Regions from separate parts of the Homo sapiens genome. Here region 1 is linked to region 2. A link is an interaction called in ENCODE POLR2A ChIA-PET data of the cell type or tissue named here. Cell type or tissue: GM12878. All regions are shown on one strand. Each heading gives the region's core, and the rest is flanking DNA. Links, peaks and the distances in the headings are about the cores only. Region 1 overlaps SH3BP2 (SH3 domain binding protein 2). Region 2 overlaps TNIP2 (TNFAIP3 interacting protein 2).

The links. Peaks named below come from ENCODE experiments on the same cell type or tissue, not always from the same donor. Only the 100,000 strongest peaks of a DNase experiment are listed, where the experiment ranks them.
Region 1: POLR2A ChIA-PET joins it to region 2 with 7 read pairs; 10 of 35 experiments call an interaction of 5 or more read pairs at or near these places.

What each region holds. Positions count from the first base shown.
Region 1 is chr4:2,806,893-2,816,159 of GRCh38, reverse strand. The region is part of intron 1 of SH3BP2 (SH3 domain binding protein 2); the gene reads right to left. Among named protein-coding and RNA genes, the nearest start is that of SH3BP2, 18 kb to the right of the region's middle. RefSeq lists a silencer at 1,966-2,015 and enhancers at 2,726-2,825, 3,776-4,015, 3,200-4,284. In GM12878, for the core only: no CTCF peak of the experiment used is centred there; DNase peaks (open chromatin) are centred at 2,412 and 3,959; H3K4me3 peaks cover 2,886 bases; H3K27ac peaks cover 2,374 bases.
Region 2 is chr4:2,744,452-2,753,718 of GRCh38, reverse strand. It overlaps TNIP2 (TNFAIP3 interacting protein 2), which reads left to right. Exons shown (of 6, transcript NM_024309.4): 2 at 5,774-6,064; 3 at 8,184-8,273; 4 at 8,774-9,022; 5 at 9,213-9,267. Among named protein-coding and RNA genes, the nearest start is that of TNIP2, 7.3 kb to the left of the region's middle. RefSeq lists enhancers at 5,882-5,931, 7,342-7,781, 8,377-8,877. In GM12878, for the core only: no CTCF peak of the experiment used is centred there; a DNase peak (open chromatin) is centred at 7,368; H3K4me3 peaks cover 2,939 bases; H3K27ac peaks cover 3,765 bases.

The sequences.
Region 1 (9,267 bases), core at 1,759-6,758, 65 kb before region 2:
TCGCTTGAACCCGGGAGGTGGAGGTAGCAGTGAGCCGAGATTGCGCCATTGCACTCCAGCCTGGGGAACAAGAATGAGACTTCATCTCAAAAAAAAAAAATTATTAGAATAAATGAGCAGCAAGGTGGCAGGATATAAGATCAACATACAAAAATCAATTCTATTTCTATATACTAGCAACAATCCAAAAATGAAAGGAAGAGTTAGTTCAAGCGTTCCCTTTTCCAGGCAGTCTCCCATAACCTCTCTGGAGTCCTGTGTCCCTCCCTTGGGGCTAGCATAGCCTTCTCTGCCCCTAACACTGACCACACTAGTTGGTCATTGTCTCCCATCCTCACCAGCTCAGACCCAGCCCAGGGGGGACACCCAGGTAGCCCCAAAAGAAGGATGGAATGTTCACCCTGTGGGTGACAGGGACTGCAAGTTGCCTGGAAGGCACAGGAAGCTGAAACAGAGCCCCTACCCTGGGGCATCACACCCCACTGTGCCCCCGCCACCCAAAAGCTATAAGACCTGGCCTGTGTGTCAAAGTGGGAGGAGCCACTGTGAGGACAGATGGAACCCACCACCTCCTCCTGGCTCCACACCTGGACAAGGCTCAGCAGGAAGAGTTACAGGGACAGGTTACAGTCCTACATGGGTCCAGCTCAGTGGCCAGATAGGGGCAGGCCTGTGAGGGGCTCGTTCCTGCCTGGCTGCTGTCCCGCTGTGGGCAGGATGAAGGCTCTTAGGTGATCATCAGCTGACCCTGGGCAGGGGGACAGGTCATGACAAGGGCAGGTCATGTGGCACCCTCACCTCCCCTGGGAATTCCTCGCTTCAGGGACAGACGCTGACACCCACAGCCCCTCTCCAGAGGAGGGGCCATTCAAGGGGAAACCCACCCCTGCCACCTTACTATCCTCTGCCCCACCTGGCCCTGCCCTGTGCCAGGGGGTGATACCTGGCCAGGAGCCCAGTGCCAGGCCAGGCTGAGAGCAGAAAGGGGAAAGGTCGGCTGAGGCTGAGGGTGATGATGGGCCATGGAGGCCGTGGTGACCATGCTGCTCTTGGGGAAGTTCAGCCCAGCTCACAGAATCTGGCCCCACTTGTGCTCGGGAAAACCAGGGGGCATCCCCAAGGAGCACCCACACTCCTAGCTGGCCAGGCCTCCCTGGCTGTGCTTCTCAGTGCCCAGCCCCTCTTCCAGGGACCTGATGGTTAAATTCCATTCATTCATTCCAGGGGACTCCACAGGCCTACCTGCCAGCTCTCTGGGTGCTTCAGTCCCTTCCTCTGTAGAGGCAGACACCCTGGGGGGACCTGTCACCATGCTGCTGCGGTGTCGGCTGAGTTAACATGGGCAGGAGCTGTGAGGGAGAGTGCTGAAGATCTGGGTTCACATCCTTCCTGGGGCCCCTCCTTCCCCTGAGCCCCCACCTCCTCCAGTGTAAAGTGGGTATGGAGGAGTCCACTCTCAGAGTCCCCTGACACCTCTGCAGCTGCTCTCTGGGGCAGGGCTCTGGAGACACATGGGCCAGCGTTGGGCGGCCAAAGCTGGTGGTGGCTGCTGGGCTCCATGAGCCCTTCCAGAAAGTATGTGATCTTTGCATGTGTGCACACGTGGAGATTTGCATTTGAGCCTGTACACTTGTGCGTGTGTGCGTGTGTGTGTGTGTGTGCACATGCACATTAGGGAAGACGGGGCACCTGGGATACACTCTCCAGGTCTCTGTTTCTGTGCTCATCTCCCTACCTTCTCTCAAAGTTGCAATTGGTTCAGGTGACCCCAAGGCCTGAGGCTGCTGCGGTGGGGGGCAGAGCAGTCAGGTGAAAAGTGCTCAGTCCCACAGAGACACCCCATCGGGTTCCATTTAATGCAGGCTCTGTGGCTCCCACCACCCTGGGGCCCCATGAGCCCTGTGGCGTGTGTGGTCATGGCCTGTGCAGGCCCTCATGTGCGCTGTGTCTCTGCACACCCAGTTAATGTCACAGGTGGTGCACTCACACAGGACGTGCACATGAGCTGCACAGCTCGCATGCACACAGGCGTGAGCCCCTGCATAGGAGCAGGGTGGGGGCTCTGGGAGGCTGGGCTCCTGCAGGATCATCCTGGCTGTGGTAAGGGAGCCAGCACCTCATGTGACCACAGGGTCAAGGACTTACTGTTAGTGGTGATCAGGTTGGCCCCATTTGTGGGAGCCACAGGGCAAGTTGGGGCTGGGGATCCAGCCCAAAGGGAGAAGATACCAGGTCACCCTGTGCACTTTATTCACACGCTCATATATGCGCATCCTGTCACACTCATGCATGTACAGTTAACACTCACACCATCCACACTAACACATATATACACACTCATTCTCCCGCATGCCCACTCGCTCTCATGTTCTCATACACACTCATGCACTCATGTCTACTCATACGTGCACACTCACACCCATATGTATACTGATATACACATTCATCACACTCACTCATGCATATGCAAGCACTCATTCACACACACACAGCCTCCAACGACCAACAAGACCTGTCAAGTGCGGTCTTCTGTGTCTCCGTGTCCTGAAGCCTGAGCACAGAATCATCACCACCACTCCCAGCCCTGCCAGGGCCCAGTGCCAAGCTGTACCTCACAGCTCACTAAATCGACCAGGGTCCACCTGAGCTCAATACTTTACTTCTATTTTACAGACTTGGGTATAGAGGCTGGGAGAGGATCAGGCCTTGTGCCGAGCGCACTGGGCACTCCCTGTGGGCCAAGCTCTGTGCTTCTCAGTGATCGCCCCATCATCCAACACCTTGAGCTTCAAACCAGAGTCCTCCCCAAGTCACTGACGAAGAAACTTGGCCAAAGTCACACAGCCAGTAAATGGTGGCTCACGCACCACCCCCGGCCCAGCACAGCCACGGCCCAGCTTGGCGCACAGTGGGTGGCCGGTGGTGGGCGTGGGATGTGCAGATGGGGCGGCTTCCACCTTGGAGCCCTGGCTGCCCTGCCTCCCCACAGCTGTCTGCTCTTCCTTTTCGGTTTCCCTTGTTTCCTTCCTGTTCCCAGAATCTTTCTCTGTTAACATAATCAAAACCAAAATTCTCCCGTAAAGGCCCAGTAACCAGCTATGCCAGAGAAGCACTGCTGGCCAGGGGCAGGGTGGCCCAGCCTGGGCTCTGCGAGCACAGCCCCAGCCCGGCAGTCCCTGAGGTCCCTGCGGGTCCTCCACATTGCAGGTTTCAGAGCATGGCACTCCCCAGGTGGGCAGCAGGGACCTTGTACAGCTCTCTCCGTTACCCCCCCACAACAGAAACACACACTCACATACACAACGTGTGTACTTAGGACCCAAACACCAAGGCCACCCTGCAGGCTGTATCATGAGAAGTTCCCGGACCTGGGCCCCACCCCAGCAGGCTGGCCCCCGCCTCCCTGTCGGCCGCATGTGATGGGGGGGTGGGGGGGGTTCTAAGTATCACATTCCCTCTCTGGCCTCCCCCTGTGCCTGCCAGCTCGGGGGCCTCTCAAGGCAGACAGAGGCCACTCTCCTCAGAGCCTGTTGCCTTTTGCAGGCTCAGGGCCACCTCCTGTGGGCTCCCACGGCCAGCCCCGAGGAAGGCTGTGGCTCCCACGTGGGGCCCCCTTACTGGTTCTTCAGGTGCTAGACCAGTGCCGCCTCCCGAGCCCCAGTCCTGGGGCCGCCCCACTGACCTGATGGTGCTGACCCAACACATGGCCCTCCGTCCTCGTGACCTGCTCGGGGCCGGTGTCCTGGGGCCCAGGGAGGCCATGCGGCTCAGGGGCCACCAGCCCAGGCAGCCTACATCTCCCAGACATGTGAGGCCTGACGCGCCTGGCTGCCCCACAGCTGTGCCCACAGCTCACTCCTGCTGCTTCTGAGGCCTGTGGCCGCCGGTGCTTCCTCCCCACCCGGGACTTCCTGTTCCCTGCTCCCTGGGCAGCACCAAGTAGCCGGCACTTCCTGCCTTCTACCCTGTGAGGTCCTGAAAGCTGCCTGGGGCCCAGGGCTGCCCCTCATCCACCATCCGGGTTTTAACTCCTACCTTCCACTGCTCCTGCCCTCCCATCCTGTGGTCAGAGGCCAGGGCTCTCTGGCTCCAGCGCAAGGTCAGCTGCATCCCTGGGAGGAAGCTCCCTGCTGCCTCCCCGCAGGGCCACCTCTGAATACTCGGCTTCTCCCTAGCAAACCATGAAACAACCTGCACCCTGGGTGTCAGGCCCAGCACAGAGCAGCATTTACAACACACACAGGGATGGTGTCACCTTACCAGCATGCTCTTCCTGCCAGGGCAGCTGCTGCCACCCTGCTCTGCCATCTGAGGCCACACAGAGGGCTGTTATGTCTTGCACCCGGTTCTATGAATTTCAAGGTGGCCATCTCTGTGCCCTTTGACACCAAGGGACTGAGGGACTAGGCCTGGGCTCTGGCATTCCTCGATTCCTACTCTATCCCCAGCCTTTTCACGTCCCCGCAACCACACCAGCTCTGCTAACATCTGGTTTGCTAGAAAGTACATTATGGCTGAGTGGCAAAGCACGCTCCCGTACTCACCGGCCCCTGCCCCAAGGCCCGCTCAGAATTCGGCCCCTCCCAGGGCTGCTCTGCCCCCACCAAGCCCAGTGCCCTGCCCAGGCCCAGAGCCCGGAAGCAGGGAATGGGGATTCTAGCCACTGGCTGCTGAGCGCCCTCCCTCTCCTCCCAGAACTTGCCCAGGGAGGACAGGACCCCTGGGCAGAGGCAGCTGGAGAAAGGGGCTTTCTGGGGCCTGGGGCCACCCTCACAGCAGGATTTGAGGGTGACAGAGGCCACAGAGCACAGGCCACAAAGCTGCAGGGGTCTCATCTTGCCCGCCAGGCTTCCTAGGGCACGGCCCCCCGAAATCAGCCTCCCAACAAACCCTGGACCCCAGCCCCGTAACCGGCTGTGCAGGTCCCAAGCTGTCCCATAGCCTAGGTGTCGGGTCACTCAAAAAAGGCAGCTCCCAGGCTAAGGAGCTCCGTCTCCCCAGCTGTGTCTGCAGCCCCAGCCCTGCTGCCAAGGTCCCCCTCGGGGCCCGTTTGGGCTGCAGACACCCCACTGTCTCCTAGAGGGTGAGGAGCTTGGGCTTTTAGGTCTGGGGCCTCCTTAGCATGGGCACAGACACCCTGGCGTCCCCAGCCTGTGCCAGCCTCAGTCCCCTCAGGTGGCCAAGGGCAGACCACACCTTCAGCAGAAGGCTGGCCACAGCAGGCAGACAGACAGAGGGCAGCGAGGAGGGCACGGACAGAGTGGGGCCTCTTCCCATTCTCTTTCCTCCTTGCAGGAGGGTTGAGATCAAACAGCAGGTGAGGAACCCCTGGGCCACTGCCCAGCCTGGACGATGAGGCAGGCAGTTCTGACAGTTGGGGCTGCAGGGTCCAGAGGAGGGACCAGGCCCTGTGGGTTCTGGACTGGGGAACGCCTCCCAGAGGAGGGGCCCAGCTTTGATAGAGGAGGAAGTTTGCTGGAAGGAGCTGGGGTGAGGGAGCCACGGGAGGAAGGGGCTTGGGGTGAGCACACCCCAGGGTTGGGAGGAATCCACAGGCAATGAGGTGGCCAACGCACAGCTTCAGGGATGACAACCCATGAAGATAAGAACCCAGAGGCAGCCGGCGCTCTCAGGAACACGCCACCCCTTACTGGGCAGGCAAATGCAAGAGCGGACAAGGCCTGAGCTGGAAGCAGGAGCCAGGCTCGCCCCTGCCCTTGCTCCGCCAAAAGCCCCACACTCATAGACTCGGCAGAGGCAGAAGCAAGCAGAAGACCCACCTGACCCTGGCCCAGGCCCATTCCCCCCACAGCCCTGGTCCAATGCTGTGATGCTACAGGGGGAGTCCAGCCCAGAGGAGAGGAGCAGGCCAGGTGAGGGGACCCTGGGGGTGGGGGACAAATCCACACCAGCCCCTTCCCCAACCCTATCTTCCCAGAGGGAAGCTGGAGCTGGGAGTCCTGGGCTGCTGGGTGACCTCTGCAGACCCCTCCTCTCTGGGCCTTAGCTTCTCCAATTGCTCTCTCAATTCCTCTTCATCCCTGCGGCATATGACACTGCCGTTCATATTCCTAAACACAGGCCATTCTCCCCTCCTCAGCCATGGCCACTCCTTGACATTTACCCTGTGCCGGTAACCATGGAGATGACCCCACGCCTGCATCCAAGCAGGGGGTGTGTGCAGCGGGGCATGGCCGGGGCCGCCTCAATGGGCAGCCCTGGTGTCCCTCTCCATCCTTCCCAAGTTGCAGCTGCTCCCCTGCCCCTGAGCTGGTGCCTCAAACTGCCAGGCTTGGGGACTTCCCACCATGCCAGACACAGGGCACTTACCAGGATGAGTGGGAGCCAGCCAGCAGGGCAGGCAGAGGGCCAAGGGTCAGCCTGAAAAAGAAGAGGGAGGGAGCTTTCACTGGGTTCTGGGAGCCTTCAGCCCGCTCAGGAGTAAGGCAAACACCCAGCACAGTGGGTGGTGTCTGCAGCCACCACGGAGCTGACCCTGCCCTGGCACCTCCTGCCTCACGGCACCTGCCTCATCTCAAGGCTCACAGCCCAAGAGGACAGTCCTGTTGCCATCTGCATCTCTGGGGTTCAGAGAGGAAGCTAGGGATCAGTGGCATGGGGACTGGCACCCAGGGACCCTGTACCCAGCCTGGTACCTGCTTGCCACCTTCAGGAGAGGCTCAGGTGCTGAACATGCCAAGGAGGGTCTGCAGAGCTCAGGGAGGGCACTGAGTCCAGGGGAGAGAGGGAGGGCATTGAGCCTGTGGGAAGGTGGACACTGAGCCCAGAGGAGGGAGGGAGGGCACTGAACCTGGGGGAAGGTGGGTAATGAGCCCAGGGAGGGAGGGAGGGCACTAACCCTGGGAGAAGGTGGGCACTGAGCCCTAGGAGAGTGGGTGGGCACAGAGCCTGGGGGAAGGCGGGCACTGAGCCCTAGGAGGGTGGGTGGGCACAGAGCCTGGGGGAAGGTGGGCACTGAGCCCTAGGAGGGTGGGTGGGCACAGAGCCTGGGGGAAGGCGGGCACTGAGCCCTAGGAGGGTGGGTGGGCACAGAGCCTGGGGGAAGGCGGGCACTGAGCCCTAGGAGGGTGGGTGGGCACAGAGCCTGGGGGAAGGCGGGCACTGAGCCCTAGGAGGGTGGGTGGGCACAGAGCCTGGGGGAAGGCGGGCACTGAGCCCTAGGAGGGTGGGTGGGCACAGAGCCTGGGGGAAGGTGGGCACTGAGCCCTAGGAGGGTGGGTGGGCACAGAGCCTGGGGGAAGGTGGGCACTGAGCCCTAGGAGGGTGGGTGGGCACAGAGCCTGGGGGAAGGTGGGCACTGAGCCCTAGGAGGGTGGGTGGGCACAGAGCCTGGGGGAAGGTGGGCACTGAGCCCTAGGAGGGTGGGTGGGCACAGAGCCTGGGGGAAGGCGGGCACCCCCAGGGAAAATCTCAAGCTCTCAAAATAAGATGTTTTGCATGAGCCCCTCCCATGGGGCCTGGGTCCGCTCCACAGCCATCCCTGGGACCCTCCCAGGCTCTCCCCAGCCAGAAGCCCCTTCCCTCTATGCCCCATTCTGATTGCTGTCCCATGATGCAGGACTGGGAGGATTCCCGGGAACTCGGACTGGGCACTACCCAACTGGGATAGAGGGAGAGGGAACCCTAGAAAGAAGGACCCTGCCTGGGGCCACATGTTGTAGTGGGCTGAAAGGTGGCCCCCAAAAGCTTTGTCCACATCCTAATCCCCAGAACCTGTGAACACGACCTTATTTGGAAAAAGGGTCTTCGATGTAACTAAGTTAAGCAGCACATCCTGGATTGACCAAGTGGGCCCTAAATCCAAGGCAACTGTCCTGTAAGAGATGGAGTAGGAGAAGATGCCTGGAAAGGACCATGTAAGGATGGAAAAGAGGCTGGAGGGATGTGGCCACACACCAAGGGCACCGAGGATCGCCGGCCACCAGCAGAAGCTGGGAGGGGAGGAAGGGGCTTCCCCAGAGCCACCGGGGCAACACAGCCCTGTAGACCCCTCAGCTTTGGACTTCTGGCCTCCAGAATCATGAGAGTAAATTTCTGTTGTTTTCAGGCCCCTCGTGTGTGGAACTTTCTTAGGGCAGCCCCAGGAAATGAATCCACACGGGGACTCACCTGAGTCCTTCCCCAGGATGAACTGCAGGCTCCACTTAGTCTGATCCCGAGTGTGGGCGTGCCTGTCAGGGAGAGACAGGCTCCACAAGGCTGTGACCAACCTGGGCGGGCACTGCTGAGCTTGCCTCCGCAGGTGCCCACAGCCTCCTGAAGGCTGGGCTCTCCACCTCCCACCCTCCTGCACACAGGGTCCACCAGCCTCACCTGCCATGCCTGACCCACACCCGCCAGGCTTGCTGACCCCACCTCCTGGCCTCGCGTTCACCCCTTTGGCCTGCCCTTCCTTGTCTCAGGCCACATTCACCACGGCGCAGCAGCGAGGTTGGTTCCCTGTCCACGTGGATGGGGTGCGGCGCCTGCTTTCCCTTCCTGCCCTGGGCCCCCGACACTGGACCTGTCATGCACTTGCCCCATCCTGGTACCTGCAGTCACCTCCACATGGAAACCAAACGCTCCCTCATCCTTTGAGGATGGAACCATCTAGAACCTTGCCCTCTTCTCTGAAATCTCCAAGTCAATGGCACAGTTCTGCCACCAGCATTACCCCATGTGTCCCTGGCACTCCCCACGGGTCCAAGTCCCACTGAATCTCCAAGGCCCAGATGGGCACCAGGCCCATGGCAGGACCCAAGAGAAGGACAGACAGACAAACAGATGAGTTCACTGTCATGTCCATACATGAGGCCAGACCCCAGCGAGGTTGTAACCAGTACATCCTTCAGAGCTCAGAGTGAAAAAATTGTGACTTAGCGCTAATTGGACTCTCAATGAGAGAGGTTTTCAAAGAACTGGAGTGCAGCACGGCCGCAGCTGAGGCCCTTCCACACCCCTGGACCTCTGCCCAGTGAGACAAGCCGCCGGCCAGCCCTGGGCACGCACGTGAGGCTGCTCGCTGCAAAACAGAGAAAGGCTGGTGCACTGGAGACAGCAGTGTTCCCAGAAGACGCAGTGTGTTCGGGGCTCAGAGGCCCCAGGGGCTTCACAGAGCGGTGCAGGGTGGAGGCAGAGACGGTCAGGCCACTGCTGTGTGCAACGGACAAAGGGAATTAAGAAAAATGCAGACAAGGGCCCTGTAGGCACAGCTGCCTGCATGGCACCTGGGCTTCAGAGAGCAAGGCCAAGCTGTTGGTGGATGCT
Region 2 (9,267 bases), core at 4,245-9,244:
AAGGACACTCCGAAGTCATCTCCAGAATGTTGGTGGGACAGGATGCAGGGACCTCACAACCAGAGCAGTATACTTGCAGTCGGTGGCCATTGGTGTTCCGCTCACATGTGTTCCCTGGTGTCCTGTGTATCTGGCCACTCACCAAGCAGCTTATTGCAGCTTCCTGGTAGCCTCAGATAGAATTAGTTCTGTGTTCCCAGTATTACTGGCCCTGGTCCTGTCTTCCCAACATGTAAGCATGTAGGTTTTGTTTTGGGATTTTTATTTTTTTATTTTTTTGAGACAGGGTCTCACTCTGTTACCCAGGCTGGAGTGCAGTGGCACAAACATGGCTCACTGTGGCCTCAACCTCCTGGGCTTACGTGATCCTCCTGCCTCAGCCTCCCATATAGCTGGGACCACAGGAGTGTGCCATCACACCTGGCTAATTTTATTTTTTTTTTGTAGAGACGGGATCTTGCTGTGTCGCCCAGGCTGGTCTAGAACTCCTTTCTTCAAGTGATCCTCCTGCCTTGGCCTCCCAAAGTGCTAGGATTACAGGCATGAGCCACCACGCCCAGCATGGGGGGATTTTTAATTATTTAAGGAACATTTTAATGATTTAGTTTTGTTTGTTTGTTTTTTTATTTTTATTTTTATTTTTTTAGAGACAGGGTCTTGGTCTGTGACACTGCCACCTAGGCTGGAATGCCTTGGGGCCATCATAGCTCACTGTAACCTTGAACTCCTGGGCTCAACCAGCCCTCCCATCACAGCCTCCCGAGTGTCTAGGACTATAGGCGAAGAGCCTACCACAAGGACTATGAGCCACCACACCTGGCTAACTTCTTAAGTTTTTGTAGAGAAGGGGTCGCATGATGTTGCCCAAGCTGGTCTCAAACTCCTGGCCTCCAGGGATCCTCCTGTCTCGGCCTCTCAAAGTGCTGGTATTACAGGCGTGAGCCACTGTGCTGGCCTTATCTGGTATTTTATGCAATTACATATTTATTGCTCATCCCAACGTTCAATCTGAGGTCGGTCATGGAACCTGTGGAAGAATGGAGAGGTTTGTCACCTCCTGCAGGCCCTGGGTTCACTGAGGTGGCAGTGCAGAGTTAAAGACACAGCAGGAAGCAAGCCGTTGCTAGGTTGCTCTCATCTATGAGAGCCCGTTAGGAGCAGGAACCCTGGACCAGTAGGGACTGAGGGCTCCCAGAGAGAGTGCTGAGGCTCAGAATGTGGAGGAGCTGACCAGTGCGTCTGTGATCAAGCTGCGGTCAGTGTGTGATGGGGCAAGATCAGGCCAGAGAATTGTGGTCCTCAGTGCAGCCACAGCTGGACTTGAGACCTTACCTCATCTGTAACACAAGGCCTGAGTGGATAACTTTACAAAGCCCCTCCAGTTAATACTTTCTGGAATAATGGCACCAATTCATTGTGCAACCTGGTCCTGCCCAACCCCATCCTGTCACCATTCTCGGGACCAGCTTCATAGGCTTTGCCTGGTCCTGGCGTATCAGCCCCCTTTCCCTTCCGGCTTAGCTTAGCTTTGCTTTGCTTGTTTTCTTGGCTCTTTCTTTTCTTTTCTCTTCTCTTCTTTTCTTTCTTTCCTTCCTTGTTCCTTTTTTTTTTTTTTTAAACTGAGTCTTGCTCTGTCGCCAGGCTGGAGTGCAGTGGCGGGATCTTGGCTCAGTGCAACCTCCACCTCCCGGGTTCAAGCGATTCTCCTGCCTCAGCCTCCTGGGTAGCTGGGACTACAGGCGCCCACCAGCACGCCTGGCTAATTTTTTGTATCTTTAGTAGAGGCGGGGTTTCACCATGTTGGCCAGGCTGGTCTTGAACTCCTGACCTCGTGATCCACCCACCTCAGCCTCCCAAAGTGCTGGGATTGCAGGCATGAGCCACCGCCCCGGGCCACCTTCCTTGTTCCTTTCTTTCTTCCTTTCTCCTCCCCTCCCCTCCCCTCTTTTTGACAGGGTCACTCTGTTGCCCAGGCTGGAGTGCAGTAGCATGATCATAGCTCACTGCAGCCTTGACCTCCTGGGCTTAAGTGATCCTCCTGTCTCAGCCTCCCGAGTAGCTGGGACTACAAACGCCCACCACCATGCCTGGCTAATGTTTTTTGTATTTTTTGTAGAGACAAGGTCTCGCCATGTTGCCCAGGCTAGTCCCAACCCTTGGGCTCAAGTGATCCTCCCACCTCGGCCTCCCAAAGTGCTGGGATTACAGGCTTTGGGAGAATACACTTCTGTTGTTTAAGACACCAAGTTTGTGATACTTTGTTGCCGCAGCGCTAAAAGCCAAGAGGCCACTGTGCCTCTTAAGGCCAATCCACAAGACTATTAATAGAGCTGTTTACACTTTTGTGTTCTGAGCGTGGAGCTATGGAGTTGTGGGTCCCGGCGACAGGCTTTCCTGAGAGATGTCAGCCCAGTTGCTGACTAGTCTGTGTGTTGTGCCTGTGTGTGTAGACCCACAACTCCAGCTCGTACCTTGTTTTCTGACCACAGTGGTCGAGGTGCTGTTGTGTCCTAAGAACTGTTACTAACTGGACAAGGCACTCAGACAGATAAACCAGCACAAAGCTCTGCAACTTCAGAGCCAGTGACAAATGCCAGAAGCCCGGGGGCTGGAGGGGTCCTGGGGCCCTCATGCTGCCGAGGGGAGGATGAGTGGGGCAGCCCTTTGCAGGGCTGGCCTGCCCCCACGGGTTGAGCGTAGAGCCTGCGTCCTGATCTGTCTCTGTATGGCCCAGTCTTATTCCCATTTACTGGGCATCTGTGTGGGGCTGGGCTCAGTGTTGAGTACTAGGGTGTGGAGGCAAGAGAGAGCCACGCCCTCAGGATCTACGAGCTGTGGACATGCTGCCCTCCTGTTTGTGGAGCTGTTTGTTTCTCCTACTGTCAGCATTTGACCAACGCAGGAAGGAGGCTCCGAAATCAGATTTTACCTGGGCACGGTGACCCCTGCTGAGGCAGGAGGAGGATTGCTTGAGGCCAGGAGTTCAAGACCAGCCTAGGCAACATAGCCACACCCTGTCTTTATCAAAAAAAAAAAAAACCAGAAGTCAGGTTTTGCTCAAAGTCCTTTATCCCTGAAGAGGGTCTCACTGTCACCCAGGCTAGAGTGCAGTGGCACCGTCACAGCACACTGCAGCCTTGACCTCGAGCCCATGGTCCCAGCTATTTGGGAGGTTGAGACGGGAGGAACACTTGGACCCAGGAGTTCAAGGCTTCGGTGAGCTGTGATTATACCACTGTATTGCAGCCTCGGTGTCAGGGCGAGACCCTGTCTCTAAAATAATAAAATAATAATAATAATAATAATAATAATAATAATAATCAGGGTTCTCGCAGTAATAGGGCTTAGTATTTTGTTCCATTGTGATGAGAACATTCTAGGTTCCCGGTCTCTGTCCCTTCTTACCTCAAGTACTAGACACAGAGGCTGGACCCTTCTCCCGCCACTTCTGGGGGAAGCTTGGGCTCCTCCGTGACTTTTCTGAAACTGTTTCTTCACTTGTGGGATGGACTAGTTGAGCCTGCTTCACCTCCTTCATGTAATGTACTGTTTATTTTGGAGGATTCTTTGAAAACGGAAAAGTACAAATTTAAGGCCAGATATTAAAAAATTGTCAGGTCAGATGTGGTGGCTCGTGCCTATAATCCCAGCACTTTGGGAGGCTGAGGCAGGCGGATCACTCAAGTCCAGGACCAGACTGGGCAAAGTGGTGAAACCTTGTCTCTGCAAAAAATACAGAAATTAGCCAGGTACGGTGGCATGCACTTGTAATCCAACTACTTAGGGTGCTGAGGCAAGAGGATCACTTGAGTCTGGGAGGTGGAGGCTACAGTGAACCATGGTGGCACCACTGTACTCCAGCCTGGGTGACAGGGCGAGACCCTATCTCAAAATAAAATTGTCATTTTAAGAACCTTTTTAAATTCTTTAAGAAGTAATTGGGGTTGGGTGTGTTAATTTCCTAGAGCTGCTGTAACAAAGTAACACAAACTGGGGGGCTTCAAGCAACAGAAATTTAATCTTTCACAGTTCTAGAGGCCAGAAGCCAGAAACCAAGGCATCGGCTCTCTCTCAAGGTTCTAGGGAAGGACCCTTCCTCGCCTCTTCAGCTTCCTGTGGGGGCCACCAATCCTTGGTGTTCCTTGGCCTTTATCCACAAGACAAGACGTCACTCCTATCTTTGTTGTCACGTGGTCGTCTTCTCTCTGTGTGTCTGTCCAGACTTCTGTCTGCTTACAAGGACACCAGTCCCGTCCTAATCCATTTTGTCCCCACCTTAACTAATTACATCTGCAAAGACCCTATCTCTAAGTAAGGTTTCATTCCCAGATACCGGGGAATGGGAGGTTTGGTTGTGGACATCTTTTTGGGGTTACCCACCACAGTGGAGTTTCTACCTATCCCATCAAAAAAGTGCTTGGAATTGCCACTTTGATAATTTGATGATAACTGGGTGTGGTGGCTTGAGCCTGTAGTCCCAGCTATTCAGGAGGCTGAGGTGGGAGGATTTGCTTGAGCCTAGGAGTTTAAGACCAGCTTGGGCTATATATAGCGAAACCCTCATCTCAAAAAAACATTTTGATGATATGAAATCTAAAATTATGAACTTGCTTGTGAAAATAGAATTTGGCAGGGCGTGGTGGCTCACACCTGTCATCCCAGCACTTTGGGAAGCCAAGGCGGGTGGATCTCTTGAGCCCAGGAGTTCAAGACCAGCCTGAGCATCACAGCAAAACCCTGTCTCTACAAAATACAAAAAAGTTAACCAGGCACGGTGGCACGTGCCTGTAGTCCCAGCTACTCAGGTTAGGATGGAGAATCGCTTGGGCCTGGGGAGGTCGAGGCTGCAGTGAGCCATGATTGTGCCACTGCACTCTAGCCTGGGTGACAGTGAGACCCTGCCTCAAAAAAAAAAAAAAAAAAATTGCTGGGCGCAGTGGCTCACGCCTATAATCCCAGTACTTTGGGAGGCCAAGGCTGGCGGATCATCTAAGGTCAGGAATTCGAGATTAGCCTGGCCAACATGGTGAAACCCCGTCTCTACTAAAAATATAAAAATTGGGCCAGGCGTGGTGGCTCACGCCTGTAATCCCAGCACTTTGGGAGGCTGAGGTGGGCGGATGCCGAGGTAGGCGGATCATGAGGTCAGGAGATCGAGACCATCCTGGCTAACATGGTGAAACCCCATCTCTACTAAAAATACAAAAAATTAGCTGGGCGTGGTGGCGTGTGCCTGTAGTCCCAGCTACTCGGAAGGCTGAGGCAGGAGAATGGTGTGAACCTCTGAGGCGGAGCTTGCAGTGAGCTGAGATCGCTCCACTGCACTCGAGCCTGAGCGACAGAGCGAGACTCCGTCTCAAAAAAAAAAAAAATTCTTTTAGCTGGGCTTGGTGGTGGGCTCTATAATCCCAGCTACTGAGGAGGCTGAGGTGGGAGAATCGCTTGAACCTGGGAGGTGGAGGTTGCAGCGAGCCAAGATTGTGCCATTGCACTCCAGCCTGGGCAACAGAGTGAAACTCTGTCTCAAAAAAAAAAAAAATTTGAGATGAAGTTTCAGAACAGAACATTGTAGGCTGAAAAACTCCAGAGTTAATAGTTCAAATGCCCAACTTCTGAGTGAGTAATTGTTAGTTCAAACGCCCAACTTCTGAGTGAGTATGTTTGTGTCTGGTGATGGGGCATCCACGCCAGGTCTTCTTTTGCTTTCTGAACATTTGCTCTTGACACTGCTTCTTTTAATTCAGTAAACTGTGCTTTTAAATCTTCCACTTAGGAAATTGAGAGGCTGACTGAGCGACTAGAAGAAAAAGAGAGGGAGATGCAGCAGCTGCTGAGCCAGCCCCAACACGAGCGAGAGAAGGAAGTCGTCCTGCTACGGAGGAGCATGGCAGAAGGGGAGCGCGCCCGGGCCGCCAGTGACGTCCTGTGCCGCTCCTTGGCCAACGAGACCCATCAGCTGCGGAGGACGCTGACCGCCACCGCCCACATGTGTCAGCATCTGGCCAAGTGTCTGGATGAACGACAGCATGCACAAAGGAATGTGGGGGAGAGAAGTCCTGACCAGGTAGGCCACAGTGTAAGCAGAGTGTGGGGAAGACCTCTGTGTGCTGGGAGCATCGCCTACAGGCCCCTGATCACAGAGGTGGGGGGGCGCCCCAGAACCCACTTCTGTTCTCAGTAACGAGAGTCAGCTGACGGGGCAAAGCTCACTCATCCAAGGGTTTCTTTTAAAATGATGGAACATGCAAAATGTAATAGGAAAGCAGGCAGCCACCTCACTGCCCAGCACCAGGCCTGTGGCCGACCCCGCTCCCAGGTGGGAGATGGCACTTGGCTTTCATCTGCCTCAGCTGAGGATGAGGAGGAGGAGCTGAGCCTGGCAGAGCTGCCTGGAGGAAGTGTAGTCACATCCTCCATCCGAGGAAACTGAAGCAGAGCCAGGTGGTACTGCTGGGGATGGGGAGTGCCTCCAGTTCCACACCCCAAACTCCTGGAAGGACCGTGAGTGCCCGCCTTCTTCAGGCTCAGTGTGTCTGAGTGCATGCAGGCACAGCTGGAACCGCCATCTCCAAAGCTGGCTTTAGGCATGTCCTTGCCAGCAGCACGGCCTCCCGCAAGCTTGGAGACCTGGCTCAGGGCCACAGCCTCCTCATCATCAAAGCAAGGGCCGGGGGCAGCGGCACCAAGTGACAGTGAGGGCCAAAGAAGGGTTCGCTGGACCTCCAGGATAGGCTGGATCTGGGCTGTAGCTCTCTGTGGGGTCTAGTGGGAGAGAGAAGGACCGTGGGAGTTTCAGCATCAGGAGAAACCAGGGGGCTCCTAGGCAGAAAAGTAGGGGAGCAGTGGCCCAAGGCATCTGTGTGCCAGGCACCTTCCATCTTGCTGGTGCTTGTGGTGGTCTGTGTGTGGCAGGCAGGGGAATGGAGGCACTCCGTGCACATCTCACCTAGGCTGAGACCCCATCTCACTCGCACTGCCGGGCACAGGGCCTCTCGCTCGGGTCCTTTCTAGGCAGTTCTCTGAGGCAGCACCAAGGTTCATGCAGAAACACACGCGCTGGGATGTTCTGTGGCAGACAGTACATCCCGCACCCATCAGCAGCTTCACCGAGGCGCCCACTGGGGAGAAGGTTGGTCTGAGAACTGCCCACCTCAGCTGGGTGGATTCCAGGCGGGGAACCTCAGAGAGGACACAGCTGCATTCAGAAACCAGAGGAAAAGTGCCGTCTGGGCGGAGGCAGGGTGTTCTGGTCTGATTTTGAGTCACTGTGTCATTTCCCTCTGGGGATTTGAAAGGAGCCACACACAGTGTTGAGCCTGAGGCGGGGGTGGGGCCAGTGGCAGGGTAGGCCCTCATCACAGTCTCTAAATAAGTGTCACTTCTCAGCCCTGAACTCAGCTGAGTCACCCGGGGCTTCCCGGTGTAGGCTGTGTTAGGACGTGCACTTCCTTTGTCATTTGAGGGGAATTCTCAAAAATTATGTCACTGAGATACAGTCAGAATTGTAGGGTACACACGAGTTTCAGGAGACTTTTCATTCAGCTCTGTAGTTGTTAGTGGGGGTTGGTTTGGGTTGTGGCTTCGGTGACTCCTGACCCTGCGTGGGGCAGAGGTTAGATTCCTGTGTCCAGAATCACCTGGTTGAACCCGATTGTCTGCAGACAGGACAGTGTCATGGGCTCCAAAGGAGGTAAGCAGGGTGCATGGCCAGGCCCACCCTGGGCAGCTGGGGGCCCCCTCACTGGAGATCCTCTGGTTTACAATGGGATTCAGCTTCCTGCCTTCCCTGCTGTCTGTGATAATGGCAAATCTCTGGCAATGAGAAGACTTTATCATGTCTGGTGTGCCAATCCCTGCAGACATTATGGCTTTAGAATATTTACATTCCAAATATTTAAAAGACAAACAGCTCAAACTGGTAGGTGGGACGGGATAAGGACAGTGTGAAAGGTGGTGTGGCCTGAAGACCTCCCATCCGGGCTCTGGCCTGGGCCAGGTGGGGTGGGCCTGGGCAGGGAGAAGGTGGTCCCTTGTCCCTGCTTTGCTTCTCTACCAAATGAATGATCACTACCCGCTGCACTGGGGGACGCAGTGATAATCTGTGGCCTCAGCCTCTGGGTCTAGCTTTCTCCCCTCTTGCTGTATGTGACAGAGTGTCTTCTCTCTGTCCCTTCCTCATGCAGTCGGAACACACAGATGGGCACACCTCTGTCCAGAGTGTTATTGAGAAGTTGCAGGAAGAAAATCGACTGTTAAAACAGAAGGTGACTCACGTGAGTGTCTTTCACATTTCGTTTGAGAAGAACACATGGCTTACAAACTGTAAGTGAGGGTTCTTTCCTTGGCTGATGCCCAGAGTCGCCCCCCGCCCTCTGGCCACTAGGACTTGATACACACAGTCCCTAGAGACTGGACTTTTTTGCTTAAAACGACGTACGGGACATGTCCTGTCCATCTCCATCCCCCTAAAATTAATCCACAAGTCAGTAAAGGAGATGCAAGAGTTAGCAGCAGGAGGTCCATTTTCTAAGACAGCAAAGCTGCACCGAGTCCACCTCCGTTCATGCTGCTTGCGTACGGGTGTCATCGTGCTGCCTCAGGATTCTCTAGCGGGCCTAGTGTCTGCTCTCTACAGAACAGGGAGGGGCAGCTTCCATTTAAGAGGAAACTCTCACTCAGCGAATCACTGCTAATACATAATTCACACTGGGTGCTGGCTTGAGCAGCTTTGTCAGCTGCCTTCACCGTGAGCTTTCCGGCTCCACCTCTTCAGGTTGAAGACCTCAATGCCAAGTGGCAGCGCTACAACGCCAGCAGGGACGAATACGTGAGGGGGCTCCATGCGCAGCTCAGGGGGCTGCAGATCCCCCACGAGCCCGAGCTGATGAGGAAGGAGATCTCCCGGCTCAACAGACAGTTGGAAGAGAAAATAAATGACTGTGCCGAAGTGAAGCAGGAGCTGGCGGCCTCCAGGACGGCCCGGGATGCTGCGTTGGAGCGGGTGCAGATGCTGGAACAGCAGGTGTCTGTCCCTCGGGCTCCGGACGGCACTGACCAGATGTCTGCTGGCCGGTGGTGGCCGAAATCATGGGACAGGCTGGGCTGAAGGCTTGGTGGCACTGAGTGGGCAGTGGTCACTGTGGGGGTGGGAGAAGCCTGGTGGGGCGCTTCCTCCTTCCTTGAGCAGAAATGTGTGTCTCGCCTCTCTTCAGATTCTCGCTTACAAGGATGACTTCATGTCAGAAAGGGCCGATCGGGAACGGGCTC